Linked DNA regions of Homo sapiens: region 2 is linked to region 1. A link is an interaction called in ENCODE POLR2A ChIA-PET data of the cell type or tissue named here. Cell type or tissue: IMR-90. All regions are shown on one strand. Links, peaks and the distances in the headings refer to the core of each region. The heading gives the core; the rest is flanking DNA. Region 1 overlaps RORA (RAR related orphan receptor A). Region 2 overlaps RORA (RAR related orphan receptor A).

Region 1 (15,505 bases), core at 3,078-11,077:
TTTGCTACTGTTTCTATTTCCGTAAGAAAAATGGCCCATGAAGAAACTTAAAAACTGCAAGTTTGAATTTCTCCAGGCAGGCAAAAATGAGGTAAATAAAGTAAAGGACTTGGCTGGCAATTCCCAAAGAAGCAGGCTATGGAGGGACGAGGTCCCGAGTAGGTAGGAAGGCTTATCGAGAGAAGCTGCTGGTTCATGCACTGGCATCATCCGCTATTGAGTTATCTTGTGTCCGCTCAGCCAGCTAAGCACAAATTAATCTCTCATGGCTGACCAATTACGTACAGTCTTTTGTGAGAAAACAAGTTAAAAGAAATGCATTAGGTAAAGAAAGGGCTAGCAGCTCTTGAGGTGGGAGGAGGGTGGGCTCACACAGTGTTAGAAAGCATTTAACTACACATCCGTACTCCAGCGGGTAGTATCAGAATGTGTCTGAAAGTAACGATATCTAATTGTGTGTTTGTGTGTTTGTGTGTATGTGTGTGTGTGTGTATTTATTCATTAGGACTAGGGTGACCAGGCACCCTTGCCATCTTGGAACAGTTCCAGGTTACCACTGTTGTCCCTGGATAATTATTGATAGCACCTTCTTTCATGGTTTGGACAATAAATTATATGGTCACCTTAATTAAGACCACATAGCCTATCTGTATATATAACAAATACACATGATTTGTCATGCTTGGAAAAGTCTAATAGGCTATTGTTGAGGTATGCCTTTTTTGTTTTCTCTAGAAACATAAAATCAAAGTTGTATTCCGGAAAGGATTTAGCCTTTGGAAAAAGGCCAACCTAGACGCTATTGTAGAGAATGGCTGAGTGTGGTAGTTAAGAGACGAGGGTCTGATGCTGATCACGCAGGTTCCAGCCCCAGCTCTGCTATGTATCAGCTGTGACTCCTTGGGCAAGTTATTTAACCTCTCTGTGTTTGTTCTGTGACCTCTGAAAAGGGCATAGAGGTACCTACCTCATAAGATTAAAAGGAGGATTCAATGAATTAATAGTTAACACACATGAAACTGACTGACGTTAAGTCCTTAGTAAATATTTGCTATTACTTTAGTCCCAGCTTTATTGTTCATTAGCTGTTGGGGCATGGGGATGAACCTCTCTGAGCCCTATTTCCCTCATCTATAAAATGAACATACTAGCTGGGCATGGTGGCTCGCGCCTGTAATTCCAGCACTTTGGGAATGTGAGGCAGGAAGATCCCTTAAGCCCAGGAGTTCGAGGCTGCAGTGAGCTATGATTGTGCCAGTGCACTCCAGCCTGGATGACAAAGTGAGAGCTGTCTCTAAAATAAATAAAGTAAATAAATGAATAAAATAAAATGAACCAATGAATTTCCACCCCCTGGAAATATAATAAGCTTCAAATGAGATAAAATATGAAGAGTTTAGTGTGGCGCCTGGTTGTCAATGGATGCTCGACAAATGTTAATTTCTCCTCCTTTTCTTACTGCCTTCCTTCCTGCTTTCCTCCTTTTTTCTAATAGGATGGAAAGCACCTCTGATAGCTCATTGAATTCATCTCTCCTCCAGTTTGCTTGTTTCATGGAAGATTTAAAGTTGTTTTCTGTGACGTCACTGGCATGAGGCTGTGAAACCTACCAGTGAGATAAGTTAAGCTTCCTAAGGGTTACCTCTGTCATCTGCATGATGCAGAAAGACTGTGAGCCTGGGATGTGTGTAGTGATGACAGGCAAAGAGAGTTTTAAAAGTTGTCTTAATTTTTACAGGCTTCTGGAGGATCTGTTGCTGATTGCACTGGTGAGTTTTGGGTTTTTTTTCCATCTCCCCATTCCTGACTGTCTCCCCTATGGTTCACCCAATGTCTATGAGTTATTTTAGCTTCCAGTAATATTTCCATTTCAGTCAAAACAACAATGAAATAAGCCTGGCAAAGAAAAATCTATATGATAGCTGGTTTTACAAAGGAAGGCATAATTACAAAATACTATAGTTGCTTTTGGTTTCTGTGGGGTCAACAACACCTAACCAAGAGTTTTATCAATAAAAACAACCTTTGAAAAAATGAGTGATTATTGATTATGACTATAAAGTATAGATCTTTTGAAGTATCTGCATTCATTCAGCCTCCAGATGGATGAGTTTTTACTTGTCTGTAATCCATCCATCCATCCTTTCATTCATTTTATTTATTCGATGAATATTTTTAAGTGCTTTGTGCCAGGTACTGTGACACGTTCAGGGGATGAAATGGCAAAAAAAGAACTGTATTTGTCCTCATAGGGTGTACGGTCTACCTAGTGTACACATCACATGCTTGTCATCATTTAAACACACTCCAAGACTCATCAAATGTCCTGAAATGCATCAGAAAAAGAAAAAAAAATAAAGCCCGGAAGGAAATGGAGGGAAAAGATCAGTATTACATGTAGAAACAGGCAAAAAGCTTTATATCAATGTTTTGCGAGAAGATAAAATAGGTATCGTGAGCTGAGGTCAGGCAAGCAGACTAGAGAAATGAAGCAAGCATTTCATGTGAAAGCTTCCAAACTGTTCTTTTTGCAATTACTAGTTTTAGCTCAAGCCTGAACCCATATTCTTGCTTTGCTTTTTCACCTCATTTGCCTTAGACAAATTCTGATGGGATGTATTAGTGTCCCATATACCACCTACCTATTTAAGATAAAGCCTACTTACAGCTAATAGAAAGTGGCACTATAATGTATATTTCATATATTTTATATATATATATATATATATATATATATATATATATATATATATATATATCAAAGCTTGTGATCATAGCCATTAGAATTATGTTCTTGTAATATGGGTGATACACACAATTTACGAAGTTGGAATGTTTGGGGAGGAATGTAATTGGAAAACTACCATCAACAAAATGGCCCAAATTCTTTACCAAATAGCATTAGTTAACCAATGTTTTCTAACACTGATTGGCAAAGAAAGTGCATCAGAATTACCTGGGTCCTTTGTTAAAAAGGCAGATTCCTGGGCCCAGCCTCACCTGCTGAATGAAAATGTCTGGAGGTGGGATCTGGGGATTTGCATTTTTAACAGATTTGGTAAGTTCCCATGCACATTGAAGTTTGCAAACTATCAAGCTGGTCCATCTATTTTTTTTTTTTTTTTTTTGAGACAGAGTCTCACTCTGTCGCCCAGGCTGGAGTACAGTGGTGCAATCTTGGCTCACTGTAACGTCCACCTCCCAGGTTCAAGTGATTCGCCTGCCTCAGCTTCCTGAGTAGCTGGGATTACAGGTGTGCACCACCACACCCAGCTAATTTTTGTATTTTCTTAGTAGAGACAGGTTTCACCATGTTGGTCAGGCTGGTCTCGAACTCCTGACCTCGTGATCTGCCTGCCTCGAACTCATGACCTCGTGATCTGCCTGCCTCGGCCTCCCAACCATCTGTTTTACCAAGGAAGAATGTGAACCTCAGCCTCAGAGAACTGTCTCTGAGAAATGGACAAAGCAATAATGCAGTAAAAAGAAAAAAGAAAGAAACCAGACACCTTTCAGATTCTTCACAATTCCCAAATGCCAACATTTCTAACATTTGAGGTTGACAAGAGCCCAACTGTATTTTGCCAGATTTTTCCCCTCAAATTTTACCTCCCTCTCCCAAGCATTTTTAGGGAATTCAGTCCATGTGTTCTTGATAGTCCTGCACTAAACTTATCGAAAATGTCATTTTGTAACAGTGATTTGGTTGCCCTGTAGTGTTTCAAAATCTTTTGTTCCTCCTTAGAAACCAGAAGTTGTACTTGGCCAAGGACGAGCTAACCCCAAACAGCAAGAGGTTTGAGTTGGCTCCAAAGCACAAGCCTCACAAATATCCCGTGAGTCTCCCACAGGCTTGGGGCTCTCTGTTTAGAATTAGAACCTAATCTTCAAATATCCCTTTACCCTCTTGCCTCAAAAAGGAAGGCAGTGAAGAGCAGCAGCAAGGCATCCTGGATGAGCACTGGAAGGGGAGAATGCTCATGTTTTAGTCGTGGGCTTTCCACCAGTTAGCTGTGCAGCTTTGGGCAGATACTTGAACTTCTCTGGTGCTCTGTTTCTTCATGTTTAAATGAGAGGATTAAACTGTATGACTTTTGGGTCGAAAGTACGTCTCTGCCATCAGTATCATAACAATTATTGAAATTGCTGCCTAGAATCTTCCGCTACCACAGTGTATTTTGATTGGACTGTTTATTGCCTTAGCAAACACAATGCAGTGCTGTGTCTTTGGCATCTTGCCAGGAAAGATGAGCCAATTTTCTCGTGTTGCTTCTGGATGTCAAAACATTCTCATCTGACCATGCCACAGAAGAAGTTTGTTGAGAGTGTGACTGACTGACATAATGACTGATTGGCTGATAACGGCAGCTGACAGTGATTGATTGAGTGTAAAATTATCTGTTCTCATTACTTCTGAAATTGAATTCAGATTGGTTCTATTGGAGGGTTTCCATGGAGACCATAACCTGCTATAGCAAGTGTTTGTGGATGCAATGTTTTATTGTGATCAATACCTGTTTCCTCTGCTGGTCCAAAGAAATTATTAATGATTATAGTCAAGTAGAAAGAGGCAACCATATATAAGAAGAAAAAAACTCTCATATTTTGTCTCATTGCTACATAAAACAAATGTGGGCCTTCCCAGACTTGCGCTTTGGCTAACTAGTTCATAATACGTTCGATAACTTGCCATTCTTCTTTTGCTATTAATGCAGAGGGTTTGCTTTGGAAAAAAGAAAAGTATTTCTAGGACTCTTTCTCTCTTTGAAGAAGATCAGAATAATAGACGAATGTTCATACTTGGTTTTTTTTTAAATGCGATGTTACAGAAACAACAAACATTTAATCAAATCTTAAACACACCCATGTTAATGCAGAGACAGAGATGGTCCCTCAGGCTTTTTCTGGGTTGTTTCCATGAATGATAAAGTCATTAAACAATTTCATAGGCTTGCCTTATTGATCTCTCACAATGGCATGCTATGTCTGCTCTTCAGGAAAGCCTTTCCTGACTGCCCCCATCAGAGTTAATTACTACTTACTCTGTGTTCGCATGGCCTTCTTCCATCTTCTATTATAGCATTCATCTCAGGCCACCTTGCCTTACAATTACTTGTATCTCTTTTTCCCACTAGATTATGACCTCCTTGAGGACAGGGTGATTTTCTTGTTGCTCTTTGTATTATCCTCAGCATCTAGGTGAATCTCTGATACATCACAAGGGTTCAATAAATGCTCATTGAATTGAATTAACTGGATCTGCATTCCAAGGTCATCTCTTCCTAGACTGGTGTTGAATGGGATTCCCATGAAGTGAGGCAGCAGAGTGCGTGCTTGCTGGTTCTGTTGCTTTGTCTCCTGCCCTGTGGCTGCGTCTGTGCCCAAGAGGATTGTTAGGATATATTGTGCTACAGGAGATTGATATTGTATAGGATGTCTGTACAGCTTATAGACTGGTGCTGACCGTACTGAAATGATGGTGGGAGGATACCTAATAAGGATTCTATTTTATGCTTAGCTGTATTCATTCATTGGTTTGGTTGGAATCTGCTTCAGCGTACTTCCTCTACCCAAATTTGGCTCATTAGCTGAAATCACTTTGGGATGAATCCACTGTTAATAGTGGCTAACATTTTTCATGCACTTACGACATGTCTGGCACAGTACTAAGTACTTTACATATTTTTCAATTCTTACACATTGCTCCCATTATCCCATTTTGAAGATAAGGAGACTGAAGCACAGAGTGTTTATTTCCTAAGGTCACACAGCTAGGAAGTAGAGGAGCTAGGATTTGAATTCCTATAGTCTAGCTTCCTACCCCATTCTTAAGCTATCTACCCTGTTGCCGCCTGACAAAAGTGTGTTTCAAAATTTAATTCCTGAACTGACTGCATCAAAATCCCCTGTAGTGTTTGTTAAAAGTGAAGATACCCCAAGACCTACTGATTCAGGTTGTTTTCACCGAGGCCAGCAAATCTGCACCAACATGTTTTATTCTGTTCTGTACCTCAAGCTTTGATGCTGCTTTGTTTTCTTGTTTTGGGAGAAGGGCAGGGGTGGGGGTGGAGGCAAGCGAGTCCAATACTACAACTTTAGAAATCTCTGCTCTAGGGTGAACACTCTCTTTGAGACTTCTAAATTAAAGTCAAGTCTTTTGGATTTTTGTTTCTTTGTACTGCCTAACTTTAGAAAGACCTGGAAGCGGTAACATGAAAACATTTTTAGAGAGAATTACCAGGCATTTTTGGTAGAATGAGTGTTTAATGGAACAGTCCAGAGAACTCATCAAAGATGTTTATTAAAACGCGCAGACCTGCTCCAATTAAGGGCCCAGTCAGTGGTGTTAACAGTGAAGGGACTGTTCCAGAGGCGTGCTGCACGGGACGCCCACCCCAAATACAAATGGTTTGCCAGTAGCTCACAAATGAACCCCATTGCCTTGCACTTAAGCTTCCTGAAGCACATACATATCCTGCTTTGTGCTTTCCGCCCTATAGTAAACGCAAACCAATGGAGATGTGAAGCAATCTAATAGCAACAAGGCAAACCTCTACTTCCTCTAAAGAGGATTGCATCCTCTTGCTATCTTTGCCGATGCTCTCCTACAGACCCATCCCTGTCATGTCTTTCCTGTCTTTCTAGTAGAATTCTGGCTGCTCCCGTAGGACCTCCTTGCGGGAATTTTCCCTGGTTGCTGCCTCCAAGGAGAGGCTCCCCACCAGAAAGTTTTAAGAGGCTTATGCTTCTGGGGTTAATGCGGTCCTTTCTGTCACCTTGTTTTCTGTTCCTAGTTATCTTTCGGTAACTTTTTTCCTAAACTACTCTGAAAGGCATAGACTGTCTCTTGAAAGCTCATCTGTTCTTAACCCCTTTCCCTCATTCCACTGACTGCAGCATCTTCCACATACCATTCCCTCTTAGCATTTATGTCCATGTCATGCTTTTGTTGGTTTATTTGTGTATTTTCTGCTTCCCACCATTAGATCATTTGTAGAATTAATGAATGCCTATGGGTTAATAGATTTTTCGCTGTATCCTCTTTTCTCTGTATCTCTCTGCCCAGTTGCTTAGAAATGCTTCTGTTTGTGTATTTGTATCCACCTTCTTTGGGGAGAGTTATGACCCTGGTCCTTATGCCATCAGTGGTATTGCAATTTTGTATGTAGCATGACCATTTTTAAAAATGACATTTCATAGTGAGTGATTCAGACACCTATCATTCAGCTTACCTGCCGGGGCCCTCCAAAATGAGCAGAAGGCCTCTGTCTCATTCTAGAAGCTTGAAGGTCTCCACGTGGTTTGCCCAGGGGCCCACAACCTCCCTGCAGTCCAGGAGTGCTCCCATTAACCCCAGCTGTGTGATTCAGACCAGATTCTTAGGACTTTTTAAGTGAAATGGGACAGAAAATTGCTTGATGTATTTTGCCACATGAAGTACATTTTGCTGCCGCTTAGTTCTTTATTGTCGTTAGATTAAAAACTCTCCTAACGTTGTGTGGGTAAGTAAAAATCTTTTTATTTTTATCTGGTATGTTTTGAAAAAAAGGAAAAAAGAAACTAGACATTGTCAAAATATTTGCTTAATCTTGCAGATTTGGGAAGTTGTATAGCCACTCGCTCTGACAGACCAGAACAATGGTCATTAAATGAGAAGCAGATGTAATAAAGTATGCAGTAAAAGCCTTCTATTATGGGCTGGAAGGGGAAAAAAATGAGTTGTTAACAGAACACAGTAAGCATTATGGAATAAATCAGAACAAAACCATTCCCAATTACTGTACAAAGATAATTAAAGTCTACAATGCTAATTAAGGTCTGTTTATATCTATTTCTGTTTGTGTACAAACATATGCGCATAGTTAAATATTTTCCATTGTTTTTTATGTGATGCTAACTTCATAGTTGAATTTTTCTGAATTTAACTTTTGTTTTTATGTTACCAGGAAGTACAATCTCCAGAAAACTGAAACTCCAGCTTTTCCTCCTTGATCGTAGCTTATTTTTCTTGGCTAACTTCAGAAAATTCTTCAAGTATGTAACACTACTTCCTTGAGTGGATTTTTTTTTTTTTTTTTTTTTTTGGTCTGTGATGTTTTTAGTGGAATCAACCAGGGTTCCCAGCCCCCACTATTAAAAAGAAAAAAGATTTTTTTTTTCCTTGAACTTGACCAACATGCACAATTATAGTCACACATCAGAGTTACACAGGATTACAAAATGTCTTTTGGATATAAATCTCAAATAAATTCAAACTTGAAGAAAAAGAAATTGGTAAATAATCCTCCCTACTGGCAGTTCCCCAGGGTTTTCTTCACAGACTATAAATATCACATAAATATTCCCTGACCTGTAAGCTATAACTTTTGGATGGATGTCAATGGTTTTTTAACAGGGAATAACAATGAACTGTAATTGTCGTTCAGAAGTGATCAGTTAAACAATTAGAAAGGCAACAGCTTTCAACTAAGATCCAGGAATAGCCTCTATATAGACTGACTCAAGCAGTCTGAGAAACGTAAGAAAATCACTTTGTGCCACCAAATAAATCAAGAATGACATTTTTAAAAGAAAATGCTAGATACTCCTTTTTTCCTTCTTTCAAACCCACCTGCTTCCTCTTTTTCCCCCTTAGTTTCAGTCCATCAAGGATTTTATATAGCTGCAATTTCAACACATTTCTTCCTTCTAGGATTAAACTGAAACAAAAAGAGCCTGTGTATGATACAGAACTTTAACAGTCTTTAAATAGCTTTGGCAAGCCTTCATTCTAGACCAGGACTGTCCAATTGAACTATAATGGAAGTGGCATATGTAATTTTAAATTTCCTAGTAACTACCTTAAAATGAATAAAAATAAATAGGTGAAATTAAGTTTGATAATGCAGCTTATTTAACGTAACATATCCAAAATATTTTGGTTTCAACATGTAACCAATATAAAATAATAGTTAATAAGATTTTTTTTTTTGAGACATGGTCTCACTATGTTGCCCAGCTGGTCTCAAAGTTCTGGGCTCAAGGAATCTTCCCACCTCAATCTCCCAAGTAGTCGGGACTATAGGCATGCACCACCATGCCTGGCTTGTTGATAAGATATTTTACATCCCTGTTTTCATACTAAATCTGGAAAATCTGGTGTATGTATGCACTTTACAGCACATCTCAATTCAGACTGGCCACATTTCATATGTGCAAAAGCCATGTGGGTTGGTGGCGACCAAATTGGACACCATAGCAAGTAAATAATACTTGAATAAGAACCACTATTAAGTTAATAAAATCTGTAGGCTTGAGTGTCTTATTTATATGGAGCTACTATCTAGGTCAATTTGGAGATAAAGAATGAATCACCCTCTGTCTCTCACTTGGTTGGTGATGGATTTGGAGAAAGAAAATGGCAGGAGGTCTTAACAAATTTGAAGGGTCCCACTGAGAGCAAAACTGGTTTTTGTTTTTTTTTTCAGAATAAAGCTATAAATTTGGGGCTCTTGAGTTTTGCTTGCAAGTGAGGACTGAACTGGAAGCATTGTTGGGGAGAATTAGTCCTCTCTGAACAATCTGAGAACAGAGGGAACATTTGGACTAAAGGAAAACTCAGCAGCACTCTCCCCTGATTGCCTGAGGCAGCTCTTGCCTCATGGAAGACCCGCTTTGCCTCTCCTGTTTGTTTTGTAGCCATAGACTGGAGCCTAAATTTGTTCCAAGCTCAGTGATCAACATGCACAAACTCCTTGGGGTATAGCCAAGAGAGCGTGGACTTTTATAATCTGATAGCCTTTGGTTTGAACAGCTGGGTGACTTGGAGCAAATTGCAGATCTGAATCTGTTCCCCGCTCTGTAAAACAGGAAAGGCAATGCCTACCTCGCAGAGTTGTTTGAGGAGTAAGTATCATAAAGTATTTAAAGCACCTGGCAAAGTGCCTGACACATAGTAGGCAGTCAATAAATTATAGCTATTATCATAATATAAATGTATACGCATGTAATATTTATATAGACATAGGTAATAAGAAAGGATTCCTTATTTTATTATTGTTCCAAATTGCTGCTGTGGCCTTATGCAGAAGGATCCCCTGTACTGCTCTTTGACCCATAAATGAAAACTAGTTTCCTAGTTTATGATCTTGTATGAAGATAATTCTTGCTGAAGCCAGGGCAGGAATAGGTAGATGTCTGGGCTGTGTTAGAAAACTCTTAAGCATTTGTTAGACTTAACTTTGGCCTCTTTTCATTGTTTTCAAAATGACTTTAGTTGTGAATGTAAAATGTTTCTAATATCCACCCTTGGTCCAACCTGGGTGTGTGATTACACTCCATATGATTGTCATGTGAAAAGGTGAAGTGGGCAATTTTGGTCTACTCCGTTGATCAAATATAGAAGTTCTTGATTTTTACCTCTTAGTGGCTTATAGTTTGAAAACCAACTTTTAATTTTTTCTCTTCTCTAATTCACTTTCAAGGTTGTGAGTTTAGCCAAATTTCATATGACTCAGTCTCATGCCCAGAAGGGCACTATTTGCAGGATTCTACTTGATTTGTGTATTGGGGGAGATATACCATTCTTCTTCAGTTCAACACTTCTGGCTTTAAATTACATTTGGGTCACATTTTATAGCTTTCTAAGGGATCTGTACAAATGGTAACCACAACTGGTAAAATGTGATGTAAGCTACTTGGAAGGGTTTTCTTTGGAATCCTACGTAATTTCAAGTACTCTGCATGTAATTTTGCTAGCCAGTCAATTAACTGAAGTGTTCTTCATGGGTAGAGCATGTGCTGAATTTGACATACATGCTTACGTGCAATAAGTCCCTTTCACAGTGTACTTCCCTTGTGACACAAAAAGACACTATTTTGAGACAAACCCTATCAGGTAATCAGCGATAAAATGACCATCCTTGGCAGATTAGGTAGGAGGAACATATATCTTCCAACTCTTCAGAAGAGAAGTAAGTGATAATGAAAACAAAATTATGAACAGTTTTACATAGTACACATGAACTTCTATATATAGTCTTTTGCATAAGAAGAGTCTCTAACCATTCCTGTGGTTCTTCTGTCATCCTCTCCATTTGCCCATCGTCGTGGAACAAGTAATAGCAGATTTATCCTTCCACGTCTTTCTCTTTGCTAATACAGATGTACATATGCATGGATACACATTTATAGGGAGTTCCTCTCTTTTTGGTGTGGAAATAGCATCATACCATGCATATTTTTTTCCACTGAACAGTACATCTGGCATACCTCTAAAAGTCAGTAGATATAGTTGTAACCCTTATCCTCCCCCAACCACCAATTTGCCAAGAAGAACTTTAACTACTTCATACATGTATGTCTAGAACATACACACAACCACATAGTACAAAACTTCAGCAACAATATCCCAGGAAGTTAGTTGCTTGCTGAGCTAAGTCAAGTCCTGGTTCAAATATGCATCTCAGGAAAACCAGACCAAGAGTGTTACCACTTGGTATATAATAGAAAAGAAATAATGCAAATAAATAAACTGGAGGCATAATCTCTTTTGAGCATTATAGATCCCAGATGAAGACGTGTGAAATAAAGGCATCCTTCACCTAGAGATCTGAAAAGAAAATAAATATAAATTACACTTTCATAAGTATCCCATTGTTTCACAAAATTTGGTATTCAAAAGGAATTTTTCTTTATATCATAATTGAGTTTCAGCTAGCTAATAATACTTTTGGATTTGATATTTTTATGCCGTTGTTTCTCTTACCCCTTTCTACTGCTCAAATCTTGTCAAGAGAGTGACAATTTGTAAATAAATTCAGTTTAGTTCAGTTAAACAGTTACTGATGTCAACTGTTTTGGTCTTGAAGTACTTGAATAATGATATTTTAAATAACCTGGGTTTTTTAATTAAAATGAAATATACATGTGTATGTGTGCATATGCATATTTTTTATACACACATATACATATACATAAACTGACTTTCATAGTTTTGTGAGTTTTAAACTATATTTTTCTAATATCCTTCACAATCATTTGCGTTTTTCTCAAAATTAATGGGGAAGAGATACTATAAAGTATAGCTTATCTTTTATTAGAAATAAACTTGCTTAGTAAGTTGGATATACACGCAACCTTAAAAATCTGTTTTAGATGCTACATTTTTTTCAGTTCTCGAATGTGCTTAAAAGTCACGGCATTGTTTTGTTCATAATCACCATCCTGTTATGGGCCCCAAATATGCTTGGCAATCTTCTAATTCTCTGATTGACTCATTTTCTCACACAACATGACAACTGTTTTAAATTTCTTCTCAAACTTCCTGTGCTTCAACTCTTCCTTCTCAGGACCTGTGCACCATGGATTATTCCTTCTCTTCTAAAACCCACTCTACCTCTCACATGGGTCATGCCCACTGGCTTACAGAAAAGTAACAAGACTAGTACAGATAAACTTAATTTTCTTCTCAATCATCTGAGAATAAGTTGCCAACCTCATGCCCCAATACCTGGAATACTTTAGTGTGTAATCCCTGTATACAAGGATATTCTCCTGCATATACATAATACAACCATCAATATCAGCAAATTAGCACTGATACATTATAACCTTCAAATCCTTTGACCCCGTTCAAGTTTCACCCATTGTCTCAATCAGGTCCTTTATAGCCAAAGGTACTAGTTCAGAATCACCTATTACATCTAGTTGTCAGGTCTCTTTAGTTTCCTTTAATGTGAACACTTCCTTAGCGTTTCCTTGACTTCCATAACCTTGACACAGATGATGACTCTAGGTCAGTTACTTCATGGAATGACCATCACTTTGGGTTTGTCTTATGATGAGATTCCAATTATGCAGTTTCAGGCTATGAAGTGTCAGGGCTCCTCAGAGCTCAGTCTCAAGCCTTCCTGTCATCTCACTGGGGCAGGATCATGCGTACTTATGCCTCCACTTGTCTCTCTTTAGGTGAGCCACAGATCCCCATCTCAAGCCCAGGCCTCTCCAGTGAGCTCTGGAATCATTGCACCCACTGTCTTCCTCGTGGCCCTTTTTGGATACCAAAGGCTTTGATCTCCATGTCTAAAACCAGACTCATTGTCTCCCTCTGACATCTTGGGCCTCTTACAGTGTCCTGTCTCCCATGGGTGCCACCACTATCCATCTTGTTATAAAACATGAAAACAAGAATTCTTTCCCCTTCTTTACCCTCAGATCCAGTCTGTCACCCTGTCCTGTTGATTTAACATCTTACACATCTTTCTAATCTCTTCACTTCGGCCCATCCATGCTACCTCCACCTTTGCCTTGGACTTTTGCAGCCTCTCAACTGGCCTACACATAAGCTTTCCAACTCCCTCCCGTCTGTACTCCTTACTTTAGCCAGAATGATCTTTTCACAATGTAAATTCCATTGTGTCCTTTCCTCTTCCCTCCACCTCTTTCCTGCTTAAAGCCCTCCAGTGCCACCCATTGCATTTAGGATAAACAGAACATCAACATGGCTGGCAGGGCCCTGTGTGGATTTGCTCCTGCTTCCCTCCTCAGTCTCATCTCAGGCCTGATCCTCCCTGGCCTTTTTTTTCTGTCTTTCCAATGGTGCTCGTCATGTGTCCTCCAACCACACACAGGAGCTTTGCTCCTCAGCTTGTCATTTCCCTAGGCTTGCAGTATTTTCACATAGATTTATTGGGATATAATTCACAGACCATCTGGTTCGGGTTGGTGTTTAGATGTTTTTTTTTTTAATTCACAGACCTCACAATTCACCCATCTAGAGTGTATAATTCAGTGTTTTTAATATATTCACAGAGGTGTGCAACCATCACCACTATCTTACTTCAGACCATCAGTACTATCTTATTTCAGAATATATTCATCACCCCAAAAAGAAACCTGTATCCTCTAGCACTCACTCCCCATCATACCCACTAGCAGTCACTCTTCAGCCACCACCACCCTCACCACCACCATCCCTCCTGTTCTGGACAATTTATGTAAGTAGAATCATACAATACTGTGGCATCTTTCCCTTAACATAATGTTTTTGAGTTTCCTCTGCATTTTAGCGTGAATCAGTACTTCATTTCTTTTTATGATGGAATATATTTCATTGTATGGACAGACTATATTTTATTTGCCCACGCATCAGTTGATAGACATTTGGGCCAGCCTTTAAATATTGAATTCAGCATCACTTCCTCAGTGAACTTTCCTGACCTGCATGACTAGGCCAGATCCTGCTAGATAGGGTTACTGCACTGTGTCTGTCACCTTGCTAGCATTTGTCATGGTTGCAATTCTACTTTTGTTTGCTTGATTCTTGGCCTAATTTAATGCTGGTCTTTTCTAACAGACTGTAAACTAGAGGGGGCAGGTACTGTATCTGCTTTGACTCACCATGATATTCTAACACCTAACAAAGGGCCCCGCACATAGTAGGAGCTCATTAGATACTTGTTGAATGAATGAATCCTAATTTAGTTCATTAAAACCAGATTGTTTCTGGCAGTCTACTTATCTAGACCGTTTGTATGAATTTCCTTGGCATAGTCTCTATTGTGCTGGAGATAGGAAGGGCCCTCCATAAACCACTCAACTCCTCCTCATGCCCCCAGCATGCCTTTACCCGTTTGTGTATTTATTAATAGAATTCAGCATTTATTTTATATATTTATTGGAATTAAGTTGCAAAAATGTAGAAGTAACCATGATGGGCAAAAGCAGAGCAGGTCCTGATGTGAATACATTGTGAGCCAGAAGCAGAGCTGTCAAAATCCAGGTTACTGTCAGATGTGAAGAGGAATGGGATTCCCAGGGCAAGCTTTTGTCAGTATTTGGGGAAAAAAAATATTTTTGAGCAAACTTTCTCTTAGGAAATAATTTATGGTAGAAATATTTTTGCTTGAACAAGTGGTTAGCTATAATGGCAGTAGCTACCCTTCGTGGAACACTTACTGTGGGTTAGGTACTCACAGTGCTATGGGCTTTAGGTTTGTAAGGTCATTTATTTCTCCTAGCCACCTTGGGAGATAGACATTGCCTGTTACCATTTTGCAGATTGGTAAACTGAGACTTTGAGAGAAAATGTAATTTGGCCTTTATCCCATAGTTTTTCTAACTTCAAATCACATGTTAACCACCATAGTTTTAGGTACTATCTATCCATTTTGGCAGATCTAGGATCTCCTATTAATTGCAAGATTTAAAGTAGAGAATTAAAGAAGAAAGTTAGAGATGATGCCTGAGTAAAAGCATACTTGTTGTAACAGAGCAGAGGACGTGGCCCAAGCTTGGGAGCTGGATAGATCTGGATCCCACCATTTATTAGTTGAGCATGTTATTTACTTTCCCTGAGTCCCAGTTTCCTAATTTTAAAGATGGGGATAATTCAGTCAATCTCAGTAGTATAGTTATGGATCAAATGACACAAAATAAACAAAACGCCGAGCCAAAGTCTGACACAAAGTAGATGCTAAAAACAGAATAAGCCACCTCTGCCCTTTCATTTCTTCTACTTCTTCTG
Region 2 (15,505 bases), core at 4,356-12,355, 110 kb after region 1:
GGACGGTCCAGAATGACCCAGCCCTAATCGTGGCTGAGTTTACAAGACACTGCCTTGGAATCTGGTCCAAGGCAGCTGCTCATGGCATCTCCATTTCTTCTTTGAGAAGCTTTACTGCTTCTCAAGCAACCCCACCTTCTCAGGTCCCTCAGATTTTCCCCTCATTAGTAATCTTGGACATTTCAAATACCATGAATTCTTTCTACTCCAAAGGATTGGTTTTCAAGGTGAATTCAAAGACATTGATACTGCTTGTTATTCCAAATAGAAGTTGCCCATCTCCCTCCAGTATAGGATCTTCATTTAAAAAAAAAAACTCTTGATTCAATATTTTTCTAGATATTGCTTTGAGAATTCAGGATTAGAATTGGTACCATAATCAATTCTAGACCCTAATTTCTGGCATTTCATTATGTTTAGCTGCAGTGCCAAGTTGAGGCAATGGCTTAACATGGCTCCCTGACATGGTGTTAATATTGAAGGAATCAATATTTAGCTGGAGAAATGAATATTTAGCTGGAGAACTCAGCCAACTGTTTTGAGTCTGAGCTATCAGCCTCATAAGGCAGAAGAGCTTAGGGAGAAGGCTGAGGTTTTTGCCAGACCATGTCCCATCTCTTCCTGCCCTTACATTTGCTTATGAGGTCCTCACAGTGGCTGGTGGCCTATAAGGGGGCCCTTCTGTAGAACTCTGTGTGTGCCAGAAGAGGCAGCTTTGGCCCTGTGCAAGACACTCTGGAGCATTAAGTCTTGGCATCAGCCATGCAACTCTTGATACCAGTGCCTGTTTTCTAGAGGCAAAATAAGGACACTTCATGAGAAGAAAGGAGTAATCAAATGTCGGAGACTTGAAAGACTGCAGGAGTCTGGGAGATTGGCAGGGCTTAGCTCTGGAAGCTGAAGCCAGGCCTCTTCTCTCTTCAGCTATTCCTCCTGCAGCTATGAGTTGGGATTCTGCTTCCCCATGGAGCCAGAGGAGTGAGTAAGGAAGAGTGCTTGGGCAGGGAGGGGCTGTTCGTGGGTGGCAGGGCATCCAGTGGAGGCCTGTAGGCTGCCCTTCACTTCTGGGACAGGGGCTTTGTGCCTCTGGGCAGTGAACAGCCTACCTCCCAATGTGCCTCCGTGCCTCCTACTCCTGTAAGCCTGCCTGGCCCCACTTATGGACCTGGAGCCTATCTGCTGCTCTAGGCAGACTCACCTTCTCTTTCCCAGGTGGAATTTTCTCACAGACAGGGAGTTCTTCCCCAGACCCTGGACCAGTCACTCTTCCATGTGGTCTTCCCCCTCTTCCCCCTGCCATTTAAAATACACATTTAAGGGGTAAGTCCCTCTCATAACACTGTAGAAAGGGAACACCTACACCCTTTTACCCTCAGAGAACAGACCACTTTCTGTTTTTCAAGGGCCACTTTTATCCTTAAGCAAGACGTAAGAGGCCTCATATAGGCAGATGTGAGGCCATTTCATTTTAGAACATACTGGTTTTGCCCCACCAGGGTCGGTCTCTTGGCTCAGAGATAAATGATTGGGAATCTCTGCTCACGGACCTCAAAGTCTACAGGTGAGCAGATGAGCAGGTGATGACAGTCACCACATACAAAGTGTAACCACAGAGGTGGGTCCCATCTCAACAGGGCAGACAGTGGGAAACCTACCTTGGACACTTCAAGGAAGGAATTCAGAAGTCTAACTTCCTTCAGTGAATTGGGCATAATGAGCTACAAGGCTGTTGCATTAATTCCAAAGTGGGAAGGGAATGGCTGGTGTCCGGAAGTGTTCACATCTGCTAGGGGAGGCTGAGGACTCCTGGCACTTTGCATCTATAGGTGTTTTCTACAGCTTCATAGTGGGCCACCTGGTGTTGGGTCACTTGTATATTTGTCTTCCCTCCCTGTATTGGGAGACCATATGTAATTCTCAAAGATGCCTCCCACCGTCCCACATGGAAGGCACTTAAGAAATTGGATCTTTCTGTCTCTCGGCTTATATAGACCTTGAGAATGGAGGTGGGAGGATATGCTCCTCCCTCTTCCTGTTTAGAAATGACTAAATAGGGCACACTCCAGGGACTTGGAGTATTTCTTAGCTGGAAAATAGGGTAGAGTAGGAGGAGACTGGCATATCAGGTCTTATGTTGAGCTTTTTCGTCTGTATCTACTATGCAGAATGATGGGCTAGAGCTCTACCATCTAAAATGGTAGCCGCTAGCCACATGGCTATATAAATTTCAATAAATTAAAATTAAATACTATTAAGAAATTCCATTCCTCTCTCACACTAGCCAAATTTCAAGGGCCCAACAGCCACAAGAGACTAGTGGCTGCAGTATTAAGTAACACAAATAGAGAGCATTTCCATCATTGCAGAAAGTTCAGAGGCATGCACCAGAGACTCTAAGCAGCACGTGTTGATCCAAAATGTGCTCCATAAACCATATGCGTCTGAAGGCAAGAACAGAGGCGAGCTTGTCAAAATACACATTCCTGGGCTCCTCCCTAGACTTCCCAGGTCCGTATCTCTGGGGGCTGGAGGGGAGGCCTGGGAATCAGTATTTTAGCAAGCACTCCCAGATGGCTATTATGCAAACTCACACTTCAGGATGAGCACTCCAAGGGAAGCCAGAAGTTGAAGAGCGAAGCGGGAAAACCTCCTGATATGGCGATTCTGGGCATATCAGATGTCTTGTAGCACTTTCTACTCCACTGTAAGATTTCCCAACCAAACATTTTCAAGAGAATGCGACTGGAGCCTCCAGACTGACAGCTAAGTGCGCATCTCAGTAAAGTCCTGGCTGTTCTTCCATCAAGTAGTAAAAACTGAAGAAAGTGGCTGTCCTAGCATTATCTCCTTCTCGCCTTTTGCAGAACCAGGAGGATGGAAATAACCTCGTTGCTCCCCTTGAGTGTGTTTGAATCACAAGTACCTTCCCTCTAACATAAATTTATTTCCCGCTGCCTTCCTCTCAACAAAGACCAGCCAGTGATGAATACCAGACTTCATAGCTTATTTGTCAAAGCAGCACACCTGTGAGGATTCCTGTGAAAGATAAATTTTGATAGGGGGAGGGAGGGCTGGAGGAGGAGGGACCTGGCCAGGAATAAATCTTAACATGTTGCACCAGACTGTGAATGAGCGCTTGCCTCACAAAGCTTGCCGTCTTGACAAGGTATGATAAATTACCCTCTTTGTTGACACCTTCATTGGGTTATTTATGGCTCATTAATTGAACCAAAAAGGGGCCTTGTAGACCCAGCAGGGGCACCATACAATGCTCCTCCAATGGACCCAGCTCAAAGAAAAGAACAAAGGAGGGAAGAGTGGGAGCGGGGCACACAAGTGTGTCTGCTCCTTGGCTTGAGACACTCTTCACCAAACAATTCAAGATTAAAAAAAGAAGAAGAAGAAAGAAAGAAAAGAAAAAAACCCTTTGGAAGCTCAGGTAAACCTCTCTGGGGATGATTAGCTGTACACCTGGTGCCCCAGCCTGTATGCTGTCTGGCACCTTCCAGAGGAGCCTGTGCCTAGAGCTCTGTGCATTATTGCCAGCATTACTTTAGACTTGCCTGGAGAGTCAGCATGGCACAGTGGAAACCATCAGAAGCTCCCAGCACAGTCCTAACTCTCCCATGAACATGCTGTGGGACTTTAGGGCGGTCACTTTGTCTCTCTGAGCTTCAGATGCCTTCCTTGTGAAATGAGGGAGTCGAATTGGACAAACTCAGAGTCTTTTTCAGTTCTAAGGGGTATAAGAAAACGAAAAACAGCTTTTCTTTTCACTGCCCATTGTATTAGTTTAACCTCTCCACTTCTGATTATTACTTAGTCTATTCATTTGGCAAGTAGTGTTTACTGAGGTCCTACCATGTATTAGGTTCCAAGGGGAAGGCAGGCATACTGAGCGCGAATGCTTTTGTTGTTGGCTTCCACGAGCTTCCCGCCTAGAATGTTGGTTGTGTTTTCAGGAGCTGATTAGCACTTCCTGTTTTAGTTAATCCTTAAATTAAGTAGTTACAGGATAGTCCCTTGGAAGAAACCCTCATTTACTTGACAATAAAGGAACATGAAGTATTTCCAGCTGTTGTGTGTGAAAGATTATTTCTTCAGGGTGCCACTGTGGTCCATGAATATGTTGCAAAAGGCTCATGTGAGATGCAGGGGAGTCTGAATTTTGTCCTGGAGTCTATGAGGAACATTTAAAGGGATTTATTCAGGGAAAAGATATGGGCAGGGCAGTTCAGTGTTCCAGAGAGATTCTCTAGTGCCAGGGAATGTGACCTGGAGAAGATGGGAGGATGGGAGGAAAATCTTGCTTGATGACTGTTGCAGTAGTCCAAACAAGAGAAAGCACGGGCCCCAAACAAGGGCATGGCTGTGAGGAAGGTGAGGAGAAAACAGGGCTGGAAGACTGTGGTTCTAATCCAGACACTGTCAATAGCCAACTTGAATTATTTTCTCCAGAATGAGTATCCTGCTCTATAAAATGAGAACATCGGACTGAATGGTCTCAAAATCTGACGCTTGCATTCTGCAGGGATTAGGTTTTTCAGTGTTTTTTGTTTGTTTGTTTGTTTGTTTTGAGACAGAGTCTTCCTCTGTCACCCAGGCTGGAGTGCAGTGGTGTGATCTTGGCTCATTGCAACCTCCACCTCTCAGGTTCAAGTGATTCTCATGCCTCAGCCTTCCCAGTAGCTGGGATTACAGATGTGCACCACCACACCCAGCTAATTTTTTGTATTTTTAGTAGAGATGGGGTTTCACCATGTTGGCTAGGCTGGACTTGAACTCCTGACCTCAAGTGATCCACCCACCTCTACCTCCCAAAGTGCTGGGACTACAGGCATGAGCCACCACAGTCAGACGGTTTTCAGGTTTTTATGTTCCCCTGTAGTTAGAAGTAGGAAGGAAGAGGAAGCTGCAAAGACTATATTCGAAATTGAAAGAAGTGTTATTTAATAATGGTTGGAATGTTCATCAGCTACTTACTGCCAAGTATATGGCTGGGTCCTGGGAAGTGAACATTACAGATGACAGTAGGACACATCCTTTGCCTCCATTCCATATCGCATAGGATAGAGCTTCCTTAGGACTCTCACTTTGTAGAATCCCCATTTTGCTTCACGTATTGGTTACCTGGCAGCTAGTAGGGAACTGGTCCACATGTGTTGAGCACTTCCTATCTGGTCAGAGAGGTGGGAAGGATGTGTGTGACTAGCGTGCACCTGCTTAGAAATTCATTTCAACTGTTTGGAGAGATCTCCACTCTTTTTCCCTTCCAAGGCTTCCAATAAAATTATTTTTTATTTCAAAATGATAATAATTTTTTCCTGATATCAACAACACACTTATCATGAAGTGTTCCAACTGTAAAGAAAAATAGGAAGCACAGAGGAAAATTTACCCCAAATCTCAAGAGCCAGGTAGTAAATTAAAACTTCCATGAGGATCCTTCCAGTCATCTCTCTCTGTACAGTCTATCTGGATGTACTTACATACATGGATTAATTACATCATATAGACAGTTTTATTTAGTCAATGATATAGTAGCTTGTGGACATCTTTTGTGATATTTTTATGCGTCATGTTTATGATGCGGGATATTTCATTCATCAGTAAATCATAATGTATTCAGCTGATATGTAGTAATAGACATTTAGTTTGTTCCCAGCTTTTCTCTTATAAACGAGACTAAGGAGCATCCATGTGCATATATATTTGTGCATTTCTCAAATGATCTCCTAGAAATGAAGCTGCAGAGGCAAAGTATATGCACATTTTAAAGTTTGCAGCATATTATAGCCAAATACCCTCTCTGAGAAGATGTACCACTGTGCTTAAAATGTCATTCGATGTTCTGTTTCACTGGGAAGTCAATGCACCCAAGGTTGGGGTTGAGCAAGATGGGGGCTGGGATAACTCTATAATCTACCCAGTGACTCGGTCTCCAAGTACTGCTGAGTCCATGGGCCTGTTGGGGAGTGTGAGACTTTGGCAAGGGCTTATGGAAAGCTGTAGACAGCCAGGTGTCAGCTGATGCCAGGTCAGATAGGGTGCCTTCCAGGTTCTGCTGCAGGTGCCTTCCAGGTTATGCTCCAGGTTCTGTTCCAAATGTCATTGGATTGAGGGACTTTTGGCTTTCGAATAGCTGTGTGTCACTATATGCACAAGCTTATAAGAAATGCAGATATGGAGATGCCTCCAAAACCATAGATGTATACCTGTCATGAATGTTACCATCTCCAGGCCCTGATGCAATCTTTTCTGGCCCCTCATATAGCAGCCTTGTATCCTAGTTGTTCAAGAGCAGTTCTCATTCAATCTACTCTATCCTCCCACCTTCAGGGGTGCCTCCAATCATGTCAGACCATGCAGGCCAGATATGGCCTCAGCATTTTTGGTCACCATGTGATGTGTTAAGAGTTTAATTCCCACCAACCGTTGTGTTTCCACTCATCGTAAGCACAGAATTTCCACCCATTTATTCATCACCCATTCCTTCAACAGATACTTCAAAGTACCTGCATTATTACAGGCACTGTCCTGAGTACCAGCAGAACACAAAAATGGACAGAAACGTACAGGTTCGTGGCATCTGGGCAGGAAGGAATTCTGATAGTCCTTGGATTCCACACCCTCATGCTTCCAGTGAAGAAACGGAAGCCCAGAAAGGCAAAGTGCTCAGCCGCCAATGGCCGGTCTGATGATCATTCACTGTATCAGGCATGCAGTGCATTTCTGAGTGAGCTGTGGGGCTGCTGGGCCAAAGCTCCATGACAGCCCCGCTGGGGATTCCCTGACTCCCCTCTGAGGACAGCCAGTCCACAGGGGCGAGAGTCTTTACAACTGGGCCTACAGACAATGTATTGTTAGTACTGTGGGATCAGACAGGTGGAGGAGAAACAGAGTAGGGCTCTGTGGCCCCAAACAATATGTGTAACTCAACATCTCTTGGCTGGTCTTACTGGTCCAGCCTGTCTCCTTTCAGTTTGAATATGGGGACATTTCAAATATTCTCTTCGAAGCCAATCCCATTTAGAGAAGATAGATAGTCTGAAGGTGACAACTTCTGAGCTGGGAGAGGTTCCAGCACCAAGAAACTGACAACTTTCAAAAAATGCCATTGAGAGAGCAGTCTACACCTGTGGCTGCAGCAAGGGTCCGCCTGTCAGGATGTGATAAGGAGGCACTTCCTCAATTGTTAGAGTACCTTTATTTTATTTTATTTTATTTTATTTTATTTTATTTTATTTTATTTTATTAATTTATTTATTTTTGAGACAGAAGCTTGCTCTGTCACCCAGGCTGGAATGCAGTGACCCAATCTCAGCTCACTGCAACCTCTGCCTCCTGGGTTCAAGGGATTCTCTTGCTTCAGCCTCCCAAGTAGCTGGAACTACAGGCATGTGCCACCACGCACAGCTAATTTTTGTATTTTTAGTAGAGATGGGGTTTCACCACGTTGGCCAGGCTGGTCTCGAACTCCTGACCTCAAGTGATCTTCCCACCTCGGCCTCCCAAAGTGCTGGGATTACAGGCATGAGCCACTGTGCCTGGCCTGATTACCTTTAAATCCTTGGAAATGGTAATGTGTCCTATCAATAATCACTCCTCATATCTCTATGGTTGTTATAGTTCACAGTATTTCCACCACATGGCCTGGCTGCCTCCACGCACCGCCCTGTGGTTTAGTGCTTCACGACTTAATTTTCCTGTGTATTCGTGCTTTACTGATTAATGAGGAATCTGAGGATAGAAAGGGCCAGTGACTTATCCAAGGACAAGAATTTCTATTCCATTACAGATACAATAGAATTACATTAAATCGGATGAGCAGAAGTATGATTACAGGCACGTAAGAAATATATTCACTTATAAATATATGAAAAGATCTAGAAGGCTCTAAAATTTTAAAGGACTATAGTATGTGTAACTTTAGTTTTCTTCTTTGTTCAAATCTGTTTCTATATTTTTAGACTATAAGCGTATATTAGCGGCAGTGATACAATAAGAACATTTCTTAAAAGTAGAAGAGTACTCCTCTCAGTTGTGTGCTTAGTTTTAAATGAGTGAAAAAGTACTGAATAAATGTAACTCAACCCCTTCCTTCCGTTCTCCCAGCACCTATATTGGTCACATCTTCTGCCTCAGAAAAGTTGTCAGCTAACACCTTCAGGAGATAAGTTGTCAACAAGCTGAAAGTCAGAGTTCTTTTCTTGAATGGAATGCTACACATGGGGTATGGGATAGAGGGCAGGAGAGAGGAGAGCAAGTGCCAAGGTGAGTTTCACCCACTTGGGAAGTTTTCAGTGGGCTGGCCCTTTCTGGACCCACCTCTGCCAGTGCTCACCCCTTAAAACACACTGCCCCGTGCTCACACATGATCATGGTCAGTCATCGTAGCTCTGCCCACAGCAGGGCCAGGCATGGACTAAGGGGGAAAGAGAAGGCTTCTGAGCCCTTGCCCACTCCAGCTTCCAGCACAACTTAGCAGAACCACAGCTAGCACATGGCAAGCCCTATGGTGAGTTAGAGGGGAGGGTTTTTTCCTGGCTCTTCTGGGTGGGGTTGTTGCCACTGTGATCTGTAGTGGGAACATAAATGACACAGAAGGTATGGGGCAACGGGAAAAACAAAGTTTTGTTGCTGTGGAGCGTTCGGAAAGGCCTCAGTAATTTGTTTAGCAATTAGTCTTTAGATATAAGTCACTAGGTGGATCAACACAGCAAAGCAGTAAGTAAGCACATTTTAGGATTATGTGCCTTTTTTAAAAAGACTTGGGAGAGACCCTAGAAATCATCGGAAGCCCACGGAAGTTGGTGCCTTGACTCAAGTGACTCTGAGTGTCAGGGGCCTAGATGACCTCAGGTCTCCAGCTTCCCGTCCAGTGCTTTCGTCACAGCCTCTTTTCACTCTCATCTGTTCATTTATCCCACATACATTTGTTTGAGGGCCCACTATGTGCCAGGTGCTGTGCTGGGATGTGGAATACACAGATGAATAAAATGAAGGCCCTTTGTTCGGGAGTGGGGGGACTCATGATCTCCTTAGAGGAAGCAGAAGCATTAGCTGGTTGTTTAATAAAACGTGGTAAGAACTTCTAGATGCATGCAATCCAGGAGACAATCTGTTTTTTTAAGGAATCAGCACAAGGTAAAATACTGCTTAGGCATGTGATCCGGCCTTTGTTCAGACTTCAGAGGACGGCATCCTGTGTGCAAGATGAAAACGACAGCTTCTTTGGGCAGTGCTGAAAGAGCAGAGAGAAAAGATACAAAGTGCAAAAAGTGGGTCCTGTCTGCTTTACTTTCACCTTAATTTGGGCGGTATGTTTATTTGAGGATCTTAAAATGCTTCTTTCATACACACAGTGACACCAGATATCACACCTTGTCTGTCTTCCCGGAAATACCCCTTACAGAATCTCTTCTGCATATATGTGTGACAATAGTATCTGCTCTGCCATTTGTATTCACAGTCTTGTGTTAAAGGGTCTTTCCTTTATAGTATTAGATGTAGTTTTGACAGTGACAGCAACCATCCATGGTTCTAAAGAATTCAGAAGAGTGTTACAGACAGAAACTCTGGGTGTTTTTAGGAAGCTTCATGACAATACCCTTTTTTCTCTCCTCACAAAGTATTATGTGATTGGTGGCCAAAGTCATAAACAGCTTTCCTATCTATTGACTCTGTGATTTGTTAAGACATTGAATTAATTAAGAATGAAGAAATGCATACTAAGTATACCTTGTTTGGATCTTGATTTGAGCAAAACAGTTGTGAAAATATATTTATGAGTTAGGAAAACTGGACAAGAAATAGGATAGTAGCAGTAGTCTTTAATGATCATGGATGTGAGTATCTTCTTAAAGAGACTTTATTTTTAGAGCAGTTTGAGGTTCACAGAAAGATTGAACAGAAATTACAAAGAGCTTCCACATACCCCTTCCCCCCACTCTCCCACTATGAATATCCCCCACCAGAGTGGCACATTTGTTATAATCAATGAACCAACATCATTATCACCCAAATTGCATAGTTTATGTTAGGGTTCACTCTTGGTGTTGTGCCTTCTACAGGTTTGGACAAATTTATAAACACATGTATCTACCATGATAGTATTATACAGAACAGTTTCACTGCCCTCAAAATCCTCTGTGCTCCACCTATTCACCCTTCCCTCCCCCAAGCCCCAACAACCACTGATCTTTTTAAATTATGTTTTCTAAAAGAGTTATTTCTCAGAGATGCAAACTGATGTATATATGCAAAAACAAGCATATATCTGTAGACTGTGCATATATTTTTTAACGGTTGGGGAGACAGATGCAGATAAAACAAAATTGGCCATAGGCTGATAATTATTGAAGCTCAGTGACGGGGTCCATGGGGGTCTGTTATAGTATTCTCTTTAGTTTTGTGTATATTCAATATTGTCCATCACATTTTTAAAATTTTAAAAATGAATGACCATATATTGAGCACCTACCATGTGTGAGGTTCAGTGCTAGGTGTTTTATACACAGCTTCTTATTAGATCCTCACAGCAGCCCTGTTAGTGAACTGTATTATGCTGGTTTCGCAGATGAGGAAGATGTAGCGTAAAGGTAAAGTGAATTCCAAAAGCCACATGGTGAGTGGCAGAGATGGGAATTGAACCCTGTTTTTTCTTTAATTGTATTGGAGCATAACACATACAAAGAAATGTGCACAGATCATATTTGTGCAGCTCAATGAATTTGTAGGTGAACACATCGCCTATACCCACATAAAGAAATGGAATAGGATCAGCATCTCCAAAACCACCTCATGACCTTGCCAGTCACTACCCTTCCTCAGAGGTAACCACTGTCTTGACTTCTAGCACCTTAGATGACTTTTGCATATATTTTGAACCTCATTTAAATTGAATCATGTGCTATGTACTCTTTTATGGACGGCTTCTTCTGCCTAACATTCTGTGCATAGAATTTGTCCATGTTGATGCCTGCAATGGGTCTTTCCTTTTCATTGCTATGTAGTGTTCCACGGTAGAAATGTGCCATGATTGATCCATTCTGTTAGGGATGGAATTAGTGGTATTTCCATTTTGGGGTTTTTATGAATAGTGGCTCTGTGAATATTCTTATACATGTCCTCAGGTGGATATAAGTATGGATTTCTGTTGGATATATCCTGGCAGTGGAATTGCAGGGGCATGGGGTAGGCATATGTGAACCAGGAGCTCCAGTTTTCTTTCTATCACCCATTTGTCTCTACAAATAGGTTAAGAAATTAACCACTTTATGTGATTAGTTCTATAAGACTGGAGAATAACACAGGGTCTTAGGAGGCTATGAGGTAGAACCAAGACTGCAATTTAGGCCTTGATATTCTGGTCCTGGGTTGATCATGAGCCCCAAGGCCCAATCCAGACCTTCAAGGCTTCATAAATCTTCCTTGAAGTGAGTTTAATGCAAGAAAAGAACTCCACTGAGGTGTCCTGCATCTGTAGTTTTACACAATAGCATGTCATTTCAGGACACCAAAAGTCATCTCACAGAGAGAAACATGAACATAATTGTTTAAACTATCAGCAAATGGAAAAATGTTATGAAGATTTCAATAAAATTCATCTTCACATTTGGTGTACCTGAAGATTTGTCAATATTATAGCAATGGTCTCATCACAGTTTCATCTTTGAGGATGAACAATATCTATTGTAATAGCTCGCTGTTAACTATGAACCCATGGTATGTAGGCTTCTCCCTGGGGTATGTGGTAATCCACATCTGTCATATCTTAGTGCCCAGCCTGTTGTTCCTAGCACCCAGTTTGGGTACTGGTAAAGCTTGGTGACTTTAGGCCTAAGAGAGACCTAAAATGGGTGGCCTACTGACAGTTCCAGGTGACAGCCATGGTCTGAGGATGTGGGTGATATGATAGGAAAAAATGTGGGCTTCACATACAAATGGGCATAGGTTCAAATCCCAGATCTACTTATTCTTTGACGTTGAAAACATTACTTAATTCTGAGTCTGCTTCTTTAAGACAAAGATGATGAGATTAGCCTTAGAGAAATATTAGAGAAAGGTTAACTTAGATGATAGAGGTGGAAGATAAAATGGCTGATTCGTAGATAGAAACATAGATACTTAGATATATAGATAGATACATAGATAGATGCATACATAATTCCAAGGTCTCCGGAAGCTTTCTTTTCTGCCTCCAAGTCCTTTGGATGTTTGGTTAGTGGGGTGAGATAGTGCTGCTGAAGCTGTGAGGGAGCTGATAAAGGAAGAGGCCTCTTCTCTTTCCTATTCCTTTCCACTAAAACTGAGCCTTCTTCCCCTTCTCCTTCGTATGCAGTTAGCACAGTGGAGTGTGTGATCCTTCCTGGCTCTTCTGTACGTTCTATAAGATTTTATTTCCTGCATGGTTGAACACCAAGCATGAAGATTATTATTTGTTTATTTGTTATTGATTAGTTGACAGCCCTACCTGCATCCAGAAATTTTATACTAAAAACATAGGTACAAAAAGATCAAAACAATATATAAAACAAAAGCAGATATCAGGCAAAAGAGAGGAAAAGAAAACCGTAATGAAAACTCCTACCTAAGGAAAAGATGGATTTTTCAGCTTCCTAGCAGCTAGAGGAAAAGGGAATCAGTGTGGACTTCAGATTTCTCATTATCTATTAGTAGGGGGGCATTGCAGGTCAGGAGGTGCAAATGTCTGCCTGCTCTTGACCAGTGAAAGGAATGTGATACAGGAGTCTTTGTATAGGTGCCGTAATCAGGTAAAAAATATGTATTTAAATATCCCAGAGTAGCCTCTATAATGGATGCAGAGGCACTCCCTATATAGGTATTATCTATAGTAGCCTAGTCTCAATTTTGAGGCATCAACAACTCCTCCCTCATGAAGGAATTGCATTATGGAAAATCACTCGGAGGTGGCCTGTGTGGGCTCCAGGCCTGGCTCTGCCATTTATCTGCTTTGTGACATTGGACCATACCTTCCTTCACCCCTGCTGGGCCCTGGGCTTCTCCTCTATTAAACGAGGGGTCTCCTGCAGTTCTAAGAGCTAAAGTTTCTCTTATTCTTCATATGCCAGGCACCCCGTTGTGTGGGTTTCTCCTCCCCATGCCCAGTGATATCCAGTGAGAATCAATAGCAAGAGCAACCTCAGAGGATAGTCAACTCAAGGGGATGTGGAGGAAAAGCCAAGGAGGCCACTGTTGCCAAGAAATACAGTCTGGAGACCAGTTTTGTATTTGGGGGCAGGGTGGTTCATGCCTAGTGCATATTATATAAGCCGCATGTCTTTTCGTAGCATCATAAGTAGATGGAACCTACCACCTCCTCTGCTTCTGCCTTCCTTATATTCTCTTGGTCCCCACAGAGCAGAGGACAGGCAGTCATTCAGTCTCCTGGGTTTCGTACCCCTTAGCTCAAGCACGGGCTTTCTGAGCTTCCTTACTCTCTGCCTAACAAGTTGGTAATTCCTGGCTGTACCCTGGCTCAACAGACCTGAAGACTAGCCTGGTACAGCTCAGGGCCTGCACCCTTTGCTCAAGCTCACACATCTCTTTCTGCTCCCTCCCTGTCACCAAGGCACCCCAGACATGCCCAGAAACAGGACAAACCTGCACAACTACATTCTTCACCTGCCAGAAGAAGAAAAAAAATATTTCTGATATCTCCAAGGTTCCTGCTTTTCTGTCAATTGGGAATGAAAAGATAAAGTCCCTTTCATAACAACATTTTCTTACAAAGCCACAACTAATCATGTCATTAATGGGTAATTCCAAGGTAGCTAGTTGTTGGTAATCATGCATCTCCAAAGTGCCCAGTTTCTACATGGCAATTCCAATCGTAATTACCATGAAATTATATAACTGCAAATTATCCTGCCGTGTGAGTGGTGTAAATAAATACGTACCTGCTCTGTGATAATAAACATGAATGACATGGTTAGTTAATTAGTAGCCACTGGAAATTCACTAATGGCCTACCAAACCAGTAACTTTCTCCTGAAGAGGGAAGAAGATTGTTGATGTTTGTTCAGTTTGGCTTAATCAAGGCTTTAGTGAAGGCATTGATACTGCCTGCTCTTTGTTTTCTCATGGTTCCTTGAATCTGGAAAGTGAGGCTCTGTTAAGTTAGCAACCAGGACTTTCCAAAGACATTAAGTCCCACACACTAGTTATATGACTTGGGGATGGTGCTTAATCCTTCTGAGCCTCAAATTCCTTCTCTGTAAAATGGGAGTGATGCCAACTTGATGGCAATGCATACCTCCTGGGGTTGTCGAAAGGATTAGATGAGGTTACGTACAGGGACACATGGTATAAACTCTCCAAGGTTTGCTGTTACTGGCTGAGAATGGGAAGAAAGCCCAGCTTCACAGGCCATCCCACTTTTGTGCTCAGAGGGCTGCGTCTGATTCAGTTGGGTGTGAAGCACTATAGCAGAGACGCTGTCACGCTTTGTCACTTGAGGGTGGCAGATTGAACCCAGCACTGAACTCTTACCACTTTCCAAAGGGAGATTATAACTCCACTTCCATCAGGAAATAAGGGCCGATGCTTCAGATGCGTGAGGGAAAGGGATTACACGCAAAGAAACTTAACTCCTGAGAGATTATATTCTCAGCCCTTGCCTTTAACTGGTAAATAAATCAGCCAAGAGTACACTGACCAGGAAAAACACCAGTTATGCAATGCGAGGGCTCTGGCCCAGCAAACACAGCTGCCCCTCGGCCGACGTTTCCCTACTTTCTCCCAGATAGAGCTGCTCGTGGATGCCTCGTCAGTTAGGAAAATTCCAGAGGGAAAAAGTGGGACAGCACCCAGCAGTTTCCCGGGAGTGTCTAGGCTAGGCTCGTAGAACTTTCAAAAATAAGACCAAGAAAGGCCACTTTCCTTACGACAGAAAACTAACGCTGTTACTCTCCTTACATAAGGGCTGCACCTTGACACACAGAAAGCTACTTTCAGGGATGATAGATTTATATTCCAAAGGGCTACTAAACTTGTAACCATAGTAACAAACAAAGCTATTACATAAAATGGCTTTGCCACGTAAAAGCAATAATTATATTAACCAGATGGGAGGAAAAAGGAGAAGGAAGTCTGATCAATGTGGAAGGCACCAGTAAATTGGATTGAAAATGCATGACATTTTCCTAAATTACATCTGTTTGGGGAGGCGGGTAGGTGCCCAAGGCTGAAGAGCTGTGATGAAGTTGGGTCCAGGCCCCACCAGGTGGCAGTATGCAGAAGTTGTTGAAGCAGCTCCTCTGTTGAGGGTTTTGGGCTCTGGAAGCCGGATACTTCTTCAAGGCTTGATTTGAAAGCACCACCCCCTCCCATCACCAGTGCGATGGGGAATTTCCCTGTCAACACTAACAGTGTAGAACTGGCCCAAATTAGACTTTATTAAGAAGGATGTTGGTTGAGAAATATTCTAGTTGCAATAAGCAATGTATGCTAAGCGAAACATCAGCATGTTCTGATTAGGCCC

What was found. Peaks named below come from ENCODE experiments on the same cell type or tissue, not always from the same donor. Only the 100,000 strongest peaks of a DNase experiment are listed, where the experiment ranks them.
Region 2: POLR2A ChIA-PET joins it to region 1 with 13 read pairs; 2 of 35 experiments call an interaction of 5 or more read pairs at or near these places.

Annotation. Positions count from the first base shown.
Region 1 is chr15:61,027,368-61,042,872 of GRCh38, reverse strand. All of the region lies in intron 1 of RORA (RAR related orphan receptor A), which reads left to right. LOC107984805 (a long non-coding RNA gene) reads left to right here. Exons shown (of 3, transcript XR_007064660.1): 2 at 1,739-8,034. Among named protein-coding and RNA genes, the nearest start is that of RORA, 190 kb to the left of the region's middle. In IMR-90, for the core only: no CTCF peak of the experiment used is centred there; a DNase peak (open chromatin) is centred at 8,002; H3K27ac peaks cover 433 bases.
Region 2 is chr15:60,916,845-60,932,349 of GRCh38, reverse strand. All of the region lies in intron 1 of RORA (RAR related orphan receptor A), which reads left to right. Among named protein-coding and RNA genes, the nearest start is that of RORA-AS4, 160 kb to the right of the region's middle. RefSeq lists enhancers at 1-405, 15,405-15,505. In IMR-90, for the core only: no CTCF peak of the experiment used is centred there; no DNase peak of the experiment used is centred there.